2 separate regions of the Homo sapiens genome follow, and region 2 is linked to region 1. A link is a contact called in ENCODE Hi-C or POLR2A ChIA-PET data. All regions are on one chromosome and are shown on one strand. Each heading gives the region's core, a stretch centred on a gene start or an enhancer-like site at or near the end of the contact. The rest is flanking DNA. Distances are from core to core; before and after follow the strand shown.

Evidence for each region. A loop is a pair of places that touch in the nucleus more often than their neighbours do. ChIA-PET counts read pairs that join two places held with the same protein, here RNA polymerase II (POLR2A). Pooled maps may share reads with other maps.
Region 2: a loop to region 1 is called in a pooled map, with 2.5 times the contacts of the local background. The contact joins two enhancer-like sites. A Hi-C loop is called at or near these places in 1 of 168 maps with a recorded cell type or tissue (endothelial cell of umbilical vein) and 4 of 50 pooled maps. POLR2A ChIA-PET finds 5 or more read pairs at or near these places in 1 of 52 experiments (MCF 10A).

What each region holds. Positions count from the first base shown.
Region 1 is chr3:111,665,179-111,672,459 of GRCh38, reverse strand. It overlaps a transcript of CD96 not described here. Among named protein-coding and RNA genes, the nearest start is that of PLCXD2, 5.9 kb to the left of the region's middle. RefSeq lists an enhancer at 4,476-4,525. Within about 2 kb of position 4,364, at least 7 of the 41 ENCODE cell types and tissues checked have a DNase peak (open chromatin) inside an H3K27ac peak, as active enhancers do.
Region 2 is chr3:111,879,947-111,887,227 of GRCh38, reverse strand. PHLDB2 (pleckstrin homology like domain family B member 2) reads right to left here. Exons shown (of 18, transcript NM_001134438.2): 2 at 1,816-3,164. The coding sequence starts at 3,150. Among named protein-coding and RNA genes, the nearest start is that of PHLDB2, 24 kb to the right of the region's middle. Within about 2 kb of position 2,612, at least 2 of the 41 ENCODE cell types and tissues checked have a DNase peak (open chromatin) inside an H3K27ac peak, as active enhancers do.

The DNA of each region.
Region 1 (7,281 bases), core at 3,115-5,614:
TCTAGTACAGTACTTGGCATATAGCAGGTGCTCAGTATTTATTGGAAGGAGGGAGATGCTTGGTAAAAGCTCTTGGTAAATGTCATGCTCTGCTGAGCTCCAAGGAGTGTATTAGAGCAGTGCTTTTCAGATATTACTATGTGAATCAATCATATTCTGATTAAATCGATTTGAGATGGACCTGATAGTCCAAATATTCAACAAGCTTCTAACCGATGCAGATACTCCTGGCCCAGACTACACTTTGAGTAGCAAGGCCTTAGAGAACAGGCTCATGTTTGACAGGAAGGATATGCAGTGCTTTTTCTCTCTTTTCCAAGATTTTATAATGTTTTTACATAACTTTTATAATCATAAAATAAATTTGCTTTAAAAAACTCAGCTAACAATCTCTAAGATAATTTTTTTATCATATTATGCCATGGAAACCAAATTACCAGTGGGATTTTTCTACTATGCTATAGGAGTATAGGGAAAAATATTTTTTAAGTAAAAATTAATATTTAGAGTTTGGATAATTAATATTTTTATACATTCTATATTATGACATCAAAAGAAGAGAACTCAATTACAGTAGGACTGAAATTTTGAAGTAAGTAAATTTTAATGAATAATTACAACCAAATGGAGTGCTTTTTTTGTGTGTAAATCATTCTGGTAGGTCCTAGGAGTGGAAGAAAAGTGAAATGATCCTTAGATAATATATAATCCAGTAGAAAAGAGAGTCAAATATGTGAATTACAAATTGTAATATCAGGGAGAATGAAGGGATAACAGAGACACACAAATGGAGGATAATAAAGTGGTATATATTTTGATGGAGGAAGAGCCAAGGGATGCACTGTTAGAGGATGTGGTATTCAAACCAGGTCTTGAATTCTGAGAAAAGTTTTGCTCATGGAAAATGGGTAGAGGGTTTTGGCATGGGAGAGGCATATGTAGCTGGGAAAACAGAGGCAAAGCTATGACAATGAATGATAGATGTGAGAAACAGAAAATATACTAGAGTGACATATGAGAGAAGTGGGAAATATTGTTCATTTACTCTCATTTAATCTTCACATGAGCCCAATGAATTAGATACTATTACTGTTCCCATTTTACGAAGGATACTGAGGCTTAGTGGCTACATAACGCTGTCCAAGATCTCATAGCTAGTGAGTTGCATAGCTGGGACTCCAGGTCTCTTGATCATTGTGTCAAGGGCTTCCCGTTACATGTTACCTGTTATTGTAAACCTGGTAAAGGCTGTTTATGACCAAAGCATATTAAAGAGTTGCACTTTTTTTTTCTATTGACAAAAATGGCCATTGCAGGTTGAGAAAGGGAGTAAAATGATTCACATTGTACTTTAGGAAGGTAACTATGGCAGAATGGAGAATGCTTGGGGGAAATAAAGAGTCTTTCAGATAAATCACTGAAACCAATTATCTAAGCAATGAAAAGTGAGAAAAAATGCAAAGACCTGGCACATAGAGACTAAACGCATGGCTTTTCTGAACTCTGATGCTTGGCTCCCCAACCCTACTTCTCACCCCAAGGACCTGTAATTCTAAGGCCTGAGTGGGTAGCTTCCCTATCTCTTAAATTATTTTTTATTACTTGAACACCTCATCAAACTGTTCATCCATTTTTATTGAATACAACCAATCTCATTTATGTAAATACATATGCAAATCTGTTTTCTGGAAATTTTTTCTCCATTACACTCTTATTTCCCCAACCATTCCCCATTCTGCCATAATTATCTTCCAAAATACAATGTGAATAATTTTGCTTCCCTTCTTAAAAACCTGCAATGGCCTCTCTTGTCAACATAAAAAATTTTCCAAGCTTTTAAATATGCTTTGTTCATAAACAGCCTTTACCAGGGTTACAATTATAATAGGTGACATGTAATGGTAAAGACCCTGCTGGATTCCTGAAGAGCTGACTATAACCTTAGCCCTCTATTTGGAGACTCCCTTATTGTTTGAAATGTCTGTACTTTACAAGTGGTTTGTTTTGTTTGGATTCACGTGATAAATGAGTAGTGAGGATCCCAGATAAAGCACCAAAACAGCTTGCCATTCAGACATGTGTAGTTGGCAGGATAAGCCGGCCTGATTTTACTTGATTAAAGGCACCCAAAAAGCCTTGGAGGAAGCATATTGATTTAATGATATTGGGACCAGGGCTGTCCCTGGTCCCCAGAGCTAAGCCCCAGGACTGTCTTACTTCCCAGGCTGTGTACGAGATGGGGAAGGAACAGATCCCAAGCAGAATCAGAACACAGACATGTATTTGGTCGAGGGATATTGCCTAGAGGAGAGTGAGGTTATATGATGCTTTGAGTTCCACAGTGATGCGTCACACACAATTTTTTTTTCTGGCTGGGGAGTGGGGTGGGTGGAAAAGGAATAAGGGACTGAAATGAGGAGCCAAGTAAACGAAAGATGGGATGGAGTAGAAGCTGCTTTGCTTTATGGCCTCGTACCAGTAGAGTTTATTCCTAGTCTTTCCCAAGCTTCTTCACCCAGCTCAAGCCAAAAGACTGTATGATAAAGATCAGAGGAGAATGAGGAGATGCAACCAACATAGGTGGTGCTGGGACGTGACGACAGCAGCAGCAATTACCTCCAGGAAGAGTGACATCATTGCAGCAACTGGGGATCTTCAGGAGCCTCCAAGGAAATGGAGACACTGAGGCACACACTTGTGGACACATGATACAACTTACACATTCCTGACATCAGAAGACAGAGGATTGGGATCCACTTATTTTGTTGATTGGGGTAGAGCCGGAGACTATTGTTTTGTCATTTTTACTGTGACCATTCCCGGATTATACCCAGGTGGTGTGTCCTTGAGAAACTGGGTAGAAGAGAAGCAGAAGCTTAAGCAGGAAGTAGCGTTGTCTATATTACCTCATGCCCACTTGGTATTTATGGCCCACAACTGGGATTCTGTAATGAGACAAGAGTGAACGGCAGCAATGGCTGGCCATAAGATTGTTTCTCCCAGATTTGAAAGCTCGGTGTTCAGGAAGACCCTAAGAGCCTCTGTGCCTTTTAAGTTTATTGGACATTAAGTTTTTCTGGTATGCTTTCAGAAAATTTATTTTAACAGTAGTCGTTACTATAATACTTTTGAGAGGGCTACTAACAAGTGATGATTGTAAAATTCATTTTAATATCCATTCATTTCCGTCTACCACACCACATTCCAGCATCCTCTTCCATTTCTCCTTCCCACGCCACCTCCAATCCCTGAAAAGGAAATTGAGAGGAAATAAAGGCCTCAGAGCCTTTATTTTCTAGCTAGTTAGCTAGTTAGCTGCAAAGTCCCTGATTTAAGATGTTATAGAGCCACCTACTGGTATTCAAGGCTCACTTCAGGCACGTATAATATGTTCTGTCAGTGTCAATTATTCCTAAAAATGCCTGTAGATCACCAGCAACAGGAACAACTAGGAGTTTATGCAATATACAGATTTCTGGATCAAATGCCAACCCTCCTGCATCAGATCCTCTGGGATGGCATCTTTTCCTCCTGTCTTTAAAATGTTCTCCTCAGGGGATTTTTATGTCTCAAATGTTTGAGATGAAGGCTTTGAAATGTCAACAAATTTCTCTTTTTTAAAAAAGTTAAAATAGGTAGAATGGCAGAGTAAACAATTCTTATCCATGCTGCATATAACTTTATGCAATTAGGAAGACTATTTTGGCAGAGATAGTTGATCTCAACTAGCAGGAAAATCAATTGATCTGCCACCCTTACCTTTTTTTTCTCCAGGCTACCACCCCACCCCAAGGTTCCTAGAATTATGAGAATTATGTCTATTATTAGGAGACATTGTTGTATTAATGTGTATATTAGTAATCACTTGAGCTTCAGTCACAACAGAATGACCTCTGTGCATTTGTTATCATTTAACCAATCTAATCTTGGGAATGCATTCTTTTAACAACATGACTCTGCAATTTGGTGTGCCACTATCAATTGGAAATAGCATGATGCCACCTCATCCATGGAGTAAAAATTAGTAATATTATCATTACCTAATACTATCATTCTCTTCCAACTTTTTAAATATTAAAATTACAAGTTTGTACAAACAACCTTAACCAACAAAAATATTTTTTAATAAAGTAAATAAATTTCAATGTAAATAAAAGTAATGAATTTTTAGTGTGTCAACAACTCTCTCTGATCAACTCTCTCTGAATGTTAGGTTGTAGTCAAAAGCCCTTACAAATGCTTCTTGGCCTTTTGATGATTTTGTTTCAAAGGATTCTGATTTGCTTAAGTGTCTGTAGTTAACTCCCCAACTCAGCCACGTGTTCGGCTCTGCCCTTCCTAAACTGCAGAAACTGGTCATGGAGGAAGTTGTAGTTTATCTTAGCAACATCTGCACCCACAGCTTCCTCTTCCTTTGAGTAGCAGAAGTAAAAGAGAAAGTAAAATTTATGCCACACATCTTTCTGTTTCAGCCAAGTATAAAGGAGAATATTCTAGAAGTCAGAGTTAAGCAATATAATGAAGTAGAGGAGGAAGTGAGTTCCTATAACTGGAAGCATCCAAGCCAAGCTTGGCACCAATAAGACAGTAACATGATAGAATTGAAGCACCTGATGCTTGATTGAACTACATGAACTTCACGGTCTTTCCAACCGTACTCTGTTTTTTTCCCTCTGCCTGCTGTAGATACCTTTTGTCTTTGCACAGTTAAGCCTTTCTTTCCTTTTTATTGCCTTTCCTCACTCAAATCTTTGACTTCATTTGCTGTAGTCAGGACTAACAGAACTTCTATATAAATATGGACCTAATATTCTAAAATCATGCGGCTACCAGCAAAAGCTTGAGATTGTGTTTTGGGGAGTACCTTTATACTGGTAACACGTTCTAGCCTCTGGGGACACCTCAACATTTTCTCTACCCTCTCCCCGCATTCAGCACCCAGGATGAGATGCGCTTAGCTCAGGCAGTCAGGCTCAGAAAACACATAATGAAGCTCTCAGAGTGGGAAGTATGAATGACCTGGATGGAAGTCACCTTTAGTGCCTCCATCACCTCCACAGTGGTAGGATTGATGTGTGTGCGGCCCGAGGGCAAAGCTTCTCAACTCTTGCGCCAGATGTGCCCTAATCATGGAGCTGAGTAAATGCACACTCCCCAGAGCCCTGTATGGCAGGCATGACAAGCACTGATCCTGGCATTTCTTTCAAGCTGCATAGTTTGTTTTTGTAAATTCATTCACATTTTGTTACACACACACACACACACACACACATGCACACACACACACAAAATTGATGTTCTGGATGTGCTATGTTTGCCCTGTGGCTTCGAGTCCCTTCTGGCACACGCCTTTATTCTTGGGTACTTGTGACCCCTAATGTGAAAGTCCTAGGTCTGGAAGAAAGGCACCAAGAAGTCAATTAGGCACAAGAAAGCTCTGTTCACTCATGGCCCAGCCAACTTTAGTAAAGTAGAAGACTATGAGTGGATTTGAAACCAAAGCTTGAAATCGTGTCTATTTGCCCAAACCTTAGGCAACCTGGAGCAAACGCTGGTGAAGAATCAAGATTATGAGCCATTAGACTGTCTTCTTAAAGAGAGTAGAGAACTGAAAGCTTCCCACCTAAGCTTAACTCCCTCCTCTTGAGTTGACCAGGAGAAAGTTTCACTTGTAGGGCTCATCCTGCCCTTCTGGTACCGAATGTACAATATTAAAGCCTGATAAATTTACACAGCGGAAGTAGAAGACAAGAGGCCTCTGACTCAGGTCTCAAACTCCTATGAATCTTTAGCCTGCTGAGGTATGTTCTTGCTCCAAGAGTTTTAGACTAAGTTTCCTCACCTGTCTAGACTGGTGTTCTGTGTCTACTTACTTGAGTCTTCACTGATTCCTTGGATCTGTTTTTTTTTTTTTTTTCCTCTGCACCTATGATGCCTGCCTGATTCTACCAATCTGGGCTAAACTTTGAAACTGACTCAGTGGCCTATTCAGCCTAAGGCATCTGCCAAGCTGCCCAGATTTAGGTCCTGACCTCTCCTGGCCTGACTGACATGCCACAATAAAAATCATTAGAAGAAGAGCATTGATTTAAAGTGGATATATTAGTCTGTGATGTGAAGTGAGTCAAAAGAAAAGCTCAACTCACCATACTTGAGTGACAATCACCACCTTTAGCAAATTCTCTGCTCCACAAGGCATTTTTCTTTCTCCTACTCACTCATTTGCCATTTCCTGTCATTCATTCACATGATACTGAATTGAATACTACTTTGTGTCTGGCCTCATCCTCACAGTGGGGGCGTTGAGGAGTGAAGGCAGCTTTCCACCTTTGAGGACATTTGGGTCCAACAGAGTTCACAGCCCGCATTCCCTCATCTTGGAGTGACATTGCACGTTTTGACATAAACATTAAAGCAACAATAGCAAACTGAAAAATTTCATCTCAGTAGATAGGACAGAGAGTATCTTCAAATAGTATTTATTGAACAGATAAATATTGGTCAAGCTGTGTACCCAAAATTTGGGGTGATGGGTAAAAGTCCTGTAGGAGGAGGTTCTGTAGAAGTGATTGCTGAGCCTTCTTCCTGCCCCCGCTCCTGTGTGGGGAGCCCCAAGTAGGAATGATGAGCAGGAGTCTGCCCAGTTCTGCCACATGTGTGGGATCTTGCTGCAGGGACTGCTGTAAACTGTGAATTGTTTCCGTAGTTTCTACTAAAGTAGCAACAAAAAACACTGCCCAAGGGTTTGAGGGAGGAATGAAAGTCTCTTTCTTGGGTGGAGTCTGGAGAAACACAGCTTAGTTTTCTTTGATATGAAATGGTTCAACGGTGAGAGGGTAAGTTTGCTCTGGAGTTTTGGGAAAATCAAAGGGCTCCAATTATCTCCTTAAGAAAGGAAAATTGATTGAAGTTTTGGTGGATCCCAGCCAATACCTAGGGTAGAATAAGACCCAGAAATGATATAAAAACAGCGAACTTATGGGATGAATCCTTGCTTATTTTCTTTCTGAACTTTCAGATTAAACAATGCTCAGAGAAAAGAGAAAGAATCCTGCCCCCCACGCCAATGAAACAGCATTTTGGATTTTGTCATACTGTAAAAAGGTTGCAGTCTTGGAAAAATAGGGTAGTTTTGAGTCAAATTAAGAATCTTTCATTAGGGTCTTGCTCAAGTACTTTTTGTTTAAACTTTCTACTTGGAAATAATTTCAAACTTCAAAAAAAGTTGCAAAAGTAAAAATATTAAAAGACACACACACACACATACACACACACACACAC
Region 2 (7,281 bases), core at 1,363-3,862, 220 kb before region 1:
CCCAACCTTACAGGCAGTACAGAAGGTCACTTCCTGGATTGCCAAGAACCATACCAGATTTGGAAAATCTGGAGGAAAGAGAAATTCACCAACACTTAGAGATGCTGAACATGAAACCTAGCAGAGATGAATTTCTTGAATTTGGTTCCCTATCCTTGGAACAGAAGAGCAAATAGAAGCATTTAAGGAAGATGTCCGGAGTAATGGAAGCCATTAAAAATGCTCTCCCAGATTTCTTGATAAGTTATCGGATAGAAGTTAATATTCTGGCTTTATAAATAATAGTTGCTCTGCATGGTATAGCATTCTATTTGCTGTCCATATACAAGACTTTTGTATGCTAATTAAAACATCTTCTGAATTTCTGTCAATGAAGCAAGCCCAAACACAATGCCATTTTGTGACCATGAACAGTCTGCAGAGATTATTTATGGTAATAAAGAGGAAAGTCATACTGAGTACTGTATAACTGACCCACTCAAAGACTGTCTAAATTCTCTAAGGGTATGCACATTTGTTTTCATTCACTATTGTCAGTTAGGGTATTTGAAAACTCTGTAAGAACAGACATCAACTTATCAAAAACTATGAGTGATGCAAATGATTACTGCTCTAAAATGTCAAACGTATTTCCTTCTGGATGGATGCAAATGGTTTCTGTCCATTATAATCCAAAGGTTACAACAGGGGTGTCCAATCTTGGGCCACACTGGAGAAGAATTGTCTTGGGCCACACATAAAATACACTAACGATAGCTGATGAGCTTAAAAAAAAAAAAGGCAAAAAAAATCTCATAATGTTTTAAGAAACTTTGAGTTTGTATTGGGTGGCATTCAAAGCCATTGTGGGCCTTGTGCGGCCCACAGGCCACAGGTTGGACAAGCCTGGGTTACAATTTTATTGTCCTATAGGGTATCAACCAGTTTTGTGATTCAAAAATCATATTCTAGAATATTTTAGCGACTAAAACACTGATAATCCTACTGTGTTGCTGTAAATCAGCTTTACTATCCTGCAGCTTCTCTTGTTAAGGAAATCATGAATCAAAAATGAATCAAAGTAATCTCTCACAGATATTCATTCTAAGAGAAAAACCTGTGCTTAAAAGAGAAAGGAAAAATGCAGTTGTTTGTTCTCATTCATTGGTGAGACTCTCAAGGGATGTTTCCCCGTCTTATTTTCAATATTTCAACAATAAGTATAAATTCATTTTAAATGGAAAAAGACAACTCAATAGATCTTGTGAGTATGTGTAGTTTGGAATCACTGTACGTGATAAGAATCAGAGCTAAAGATAGTAAGGTTGTGTATGAACAGTGTGGAGAAAAGCTGAGCACCACTGAGGCAACTCCAACTTTCTAGACAACTTGCTATAAAGACAAATTTACTACCTAATTCTTGGTGAGTCATGATTTCACTGACTACTTCTCATAACCATACACAAGCAAATTTAATGATATAAATAATACAAGTCAGCATTTCCTCATAGTCTTAAAGAGAAGTTTGTAAGACTCAGAAATTTCATAAAATTCCCAACTCCTCTGTTATGTTTTTAAAGAATTTATACTTGTGAGAAGTCCGCAGAGCAACTAAATTAACATTAATTCCTGGAGGCCTTCAAGATAGCCAAACAAGCCTATTAATAGTGATATGGGAAGAAGAAGGATAGCAGGAGAGAAGAGAAAGATAGCAGCTGTGGCTAGTGAACATGAATATCCTATATTCCCACATATCCTGGAGTCCATCTCCAAGGCTGCCCTGTAGATGCTGGTTAATGAAACAGTGAGGTCAATCACTGTTGAGATGAAGATTACCAATCGCTCCATTTCCTGCTCCCTGAGTCTTTCCTCCCTCTGCCGCCGGTGATAATCCATCAGGTCATCACGTCCTGAAATGGAGCTAATACTGCTTTTCCGTTCCCGAAGGGCAGGCTGGGGGGTTCCTGAGGCCTGTCTGAGGCTTTCCAAATCTGCCTCATCAAATTCCACAGATCCACAAGAGAAGTTCCTCCTGGTCGCAAAAACTCTGTCTGACTCTCCAGCAAGAAGTGAATGACTCGGGTTTGTCCCCACATATGAAGCCTGATCAAAGTCATCAGAGGCACAGGAGGAGGTGGAGGCCAGAAGCATCTTCCGAGCCACTCGTGGACTGGCAGGGACACTGAGGGTAGAACTTACATAAGGATTGCCTTCAGAAGCAGAGGTTTTATAGGGTAAAGCCCCTGAGCTCAAAGAAGAAAAATTAAGGTAATTGTCATTGTCTATTACGCTATGAGGTAGATCCTTTTCCCCAAGTTTTGTTCGTTTGGAATTGCCCAGAGAGTTTCTTGGAGGCAAGCTGAGAGGTGTCAGCTGGTTCTCTGTGGCTCTGTACAACCTGGGAAGTGATCGGCTGTAGGCTCCCATGTGACTCAGGCTGCTGCTGGAGTACTTCCTAGTTCTCAAATTGATGTTTTCAGATGCAAGCTCCTTGTGTCTAGTTAACTTGGGTTGAAGCGCCAGGCTGTCCTGAATGCTCATTTTCCTGGCTTGCTTTGGGCTTGAAGGCATGCTTGCGGCTCCCGATCTGCTGATAGGAGGCGGGCCAGCATCACTCAGGGAACTTCCATTCCACATGGCCAGGAGCGAGCCAGATGCCTTCCGACCTTCCAGCCCTCCAAGAGAGTAGACATTGTCATGCGATTTATGCCTTGAGCTATATTTGGAATAGGGAGGCTTCTCTGAGAGCCTCAAGGCCCTTTCACTGTCCCGGCCAGTATAATGATCAAAGTCTGCTCTTCCAAGTGGATATCCACTGAGGGAGGATGTAGTGTTGAGTAAAGGAGTTGGAGGTTTCATAGGAATATTTTTGTCAGTTCCATCATAAGAGAACTGCTTGCTTCCCTGGATTTTGGCTAAGGAGGGGCTGCTTCTGACACTGGTTCCCAAAGGAGAAGGGCTTCTCTTTGCAGGCACAGGTTGTGAGAGGGTTAAATAGGAGCCAGAATAGTCTCCATTGGCTTTAAATCTCAGACTGGAAGAGTATTTCTTTGGGCTGAGGCTCTCCATCATGTTTTGGGAATCGTTCTCAACAGAATGCACCACAGAGTCTTCCTCTAAGCTACCATTTTGTAAATCTAGCTCCTTTTGTATGTAGCTATGCTCTTCCATAATCTTGCTGGAATCTGTAAAGAAATAAAACAGAAAATTTTGCCTTAAAGAAGATTTTAAAAGAACAATCCCTTGTTAGGCCTACATCTGAACAAACAATCTTGCAGTCTGACCTAATGCAACTAACAAACACAAACTCAGTTTTACTAAAAAACCTGTTAAAACCATACAGCAAATTAAAGGAGAATAAAGATCATTGACCTGAGATAACTTATGTACAAAAGAGAAATAAAAGGACAGCAATGACATTTGAGCGAAACAAATCCCTAACCAAGTAAAGGTGCAGGATTAGGCTGGTACATTAAAAAAGACAATTTGTCCTTAATGTTCTGGCCCTTCGAGGAACACCTGCTTCCCTAGTGACTAGCTAATGCCCAAAGGCATAATGCAATGGACTTTCCTATAGCTGTCTCTGCTAGAATCATTAACTGTTCAGAAATAAAGTCCTGAGGAAACAAAATTCACATTTGGGCAGAGAAAAAAAAGTTTACGTTAGACACTGATCAATAACATGAGGGTTAGAAGATGGTTCTTTAAACAAGGACTCTGGGAGTTACCTTCTCAACAAAAAGACTTAAAGCTCCTTTAGTCATCAGAGGTAGGTAATAACAAAGAAAAGGGTATTCCACCAATTATTGACACATGGTCGGGATGGTATATTTAAAAACCTGAAACTGTTATATCCTTTAAATTTTCTAGTACCCCAAATGCACTATGCTCATCCTTGCAAATTCTCTCCTCTAGCAGAAACAACTATCAGGACCTAGTCACTCTTCCAGGGACAGATCAGGATTCTATCTTCCACCATTAAAATTTTTAAGAAAATATGTTTTGAACCCTGGTTTGCACAATGTTAACTTAAAACACTAAAGTTTTAGCCAATGAAAATGTCTTTGAATTACAAACTATTACTGCAAATGGGAAGGCTTATAATTCTACCTGATAAAAAAAAATTTTCTTAGATTATCAGCAAAGGGAAAATACAGTTTAAACATTGTCACTGAACTCATGAACCACTATAACTGTCCTCCAACCCTTAGGCACATCAGACACTAATTATGACATCTCTGGTCTATATATAAACAGTATCACATATGGTTAGTAATGGTTTCATAATGTGGTTGTCTCTGTAACTAGGCCACAAGTTTAAGGAAGAGGTTATGTCTAGTATTTTTATCTTCCACCCCTCTAGCTCTTGTTGTCCTATAGGTGAAAAACTTGATGAACATAAGCTTTCCATTTTAATCAAAGCCTTCCTCACTCCCTCTCAGCCATGGATTAAGGACCTTCACCCTGTTGCTTAGCTTCACACACTTTGTGAGCAAATTCAGGCAGCCTAGTAAAGAGCTGCTTCTTTATCCAGAAGGCCAAGAAACAGTCTGGCTGCATAAATCCTGGTGATGGGCCAGGTACCCAACTGTCCATAAAGGTGCCTTGGGCTCCTTCTCCTCTAACCCAAAGCCCTGCCCAGATAGATACAAACATAATTTATCTTTTTAAATGTACCTCAAGAAAAAAATGAAGTTTCTTCATTATATTTGGCTCCCAGCTGGGATCTAGTCCTGCCATCTAGCTCTTGGTAAGGCTTTCATTTCCTCCAGGACAGTGCCCTTTCTGCCTCCAAGACAAATACTCTTCTCAGCATGTGTCTACTGCTATCAATTCTGGTTTTAAAAGCAACACCAGCCTGGATTGAGAAATATCTTACCATGCCCGCTTAGAGGACTGAAACTGAGACTCCTCTATTCTGAACTAACATCACCTCTCGTTGGCTTGCCATACTGAAATTCCAGCAAGCCTTGGACAATTCTCTCAAGTTAAATATTTTGGAAGTGAAAAAACAAGGAAATAGATGGATCCTGAGGACATTTCAGTGTTATTTATTAGAATGGGAAAATACCATAAATGCCAAATAATAGGGAAAAAATTAAATAAGCTATAATACATCATGAGAGAATATTGTACAATCATTTAAAATCATATTTTGAAGTACATTTTATAGCATAAAAAGTACATTCATAAAATGTTGTTAGTTTTAAAAAACATATATATAATCAGGGCAGCTTTTTTACAACACCCACCCATACACATGGATTATACACACACAGGTATATTTCTGTATATAATACAAGGAGTGTCATTTTCTTATTCAGTTGACTCTTGAACAACACAGGATTGAACTACATGGGTACCCTTACCCATGCAACATTTTTTTCAATAAATATACTGGAAAATTTTTTGGAGATTTGCAATAATTTGAAAACACTAACTGTGTAGCCTAGAAATACTGAAAAAAAAAAAAAAGAAAAGTGAGGTATGTGATGAGCATAAAATATTTGTGGCTACTAGTCTATTTCATCATTTACAACCATAAAATATATACAGATGTCTTATGAAAAGTAACACAGACTACACATGATGCCATTCTCAGTACAGAGAAATATAAACAAACATAAAAATATGATATTATATCATGGTTGCATAAAATTAACTGTAGTACATACTATACTACTGTAATAATTTTGTGGACACCCCCTGTTGCTACTGCAGTGAACTCAAGTGTTGCAGGTATTCACTGAAAATGCCATGTGATGCTAATCACCTCTGCATGAGCAGTTCATCTCTCCCATAAATTTAATATTGCAGTAATAAGTTATATCTCATGGTTCTTAAGTATTTTTAAAACATTTGATGTAATACTATAAACCCTGAATAACACCATGGGACCCATACGAAGTGCGACTAGTGATGCTGGAAGTGCTGCCAGGAAGCAGAGACAAGTCACAACATTGCAAGAAAAAATTGAATTGTCTGATATGTACCAGAGATTGAGGCCTGCAGCTACAGTTGCCTGCCATTTCAAAATAAATGAATCCAGCACAAGGACCACTATAAGAAAAGAAAAGGAAAATTGTGAAGTTGTCACTGCAGCTATGCCAGCAGGTATGAAAATTTTATACTTTTTGTGAGATAACTTTGAGTCTCATAGTGAAAATGCACATTTTAAGTGGGCACAGGATTGCTATAAAAAAGGCATACCTATAGACTCTAATAAGATTCAAGAAAAGGCAAAATCATTACATGACAACTTAAAGCAAAAGGAGGTAAGGAATCTAAAGCTGGATAATTTAATGCCAGCAAAGGATGGTTTGATATTTTAGAAACAGATTTGGCCGAAAAAATAGCAAGATAACAGGAAAAGCAGCTTCTGCTAACCAAGAGGCAGCAGATAAGTTCCCAGACACCATATAAATTCCCTGAGGAGAAAGGATGTCTGCCTGAACAGGGTAGTTTCATTGTTTTTATTTATTTATATATTTTTTAATCAACTCCCAAGCACTTGGATGAACAGGTTTTTAACGCAGAAAAAATTTGCCCGATCTTGAAAAAAAAAAAATGCCACAAAGGACATTCACTAGTAAGGAAGAGAAGCAAGGATTTAAGGCAGCAAAGGACAGACTTACTCTACCACTTTGTGCATATGCAGTCATGGTTATGACCGGGACTGTCCTCTATAAAGCCGCTAACCCTGAGCCTTCAAAGGAAAACATAAATACTAGTTTTTTAGTTGTACCACAAGAAGGCTTGGACAATGAGAGCTCTTTTCCTGGATTGGTTCCACTGATGCTTTGTCCCTGGAGTCAGGAAGTACTTTGCCAGTAAGAAACTGCCTTTTAAAGTTCTTTTGACATTAGACAATGCCTCTGGCCACTCAGAACTCCATGAGTCCAACACCAAAGGCATCAGAGTGGTCTACTTGCCCCCAAACATATCTCTAATTCTGCCTTTAGATCAGGGGGTCCTAACGACCTTTCAGGCTCATTATGGTACCCTATGGAAAGCACTGTCAATGCTATGGTAGAGAACGCTGATAGGGAGAAAAGCATAAAAGCCTGGAAGTATTACCCTATTGACAACACCATCATTGTTATAGAAAAGGCCATGAAAGCCATGGAGCCTAAAATAATACATATCCGCTGGAGAAAACTGTGTCCAGATGTTGTAAATGACTTCAAAAAATTTACAACACAGCCAGCCAAGAAAATCACCAAAGAGACTGTGGATATGGCCAAAAAAAAAAAAAAAAAAAAAGGCAGTGGGTAAAGGGTTTCAAGATATGGGTCTTGAGGA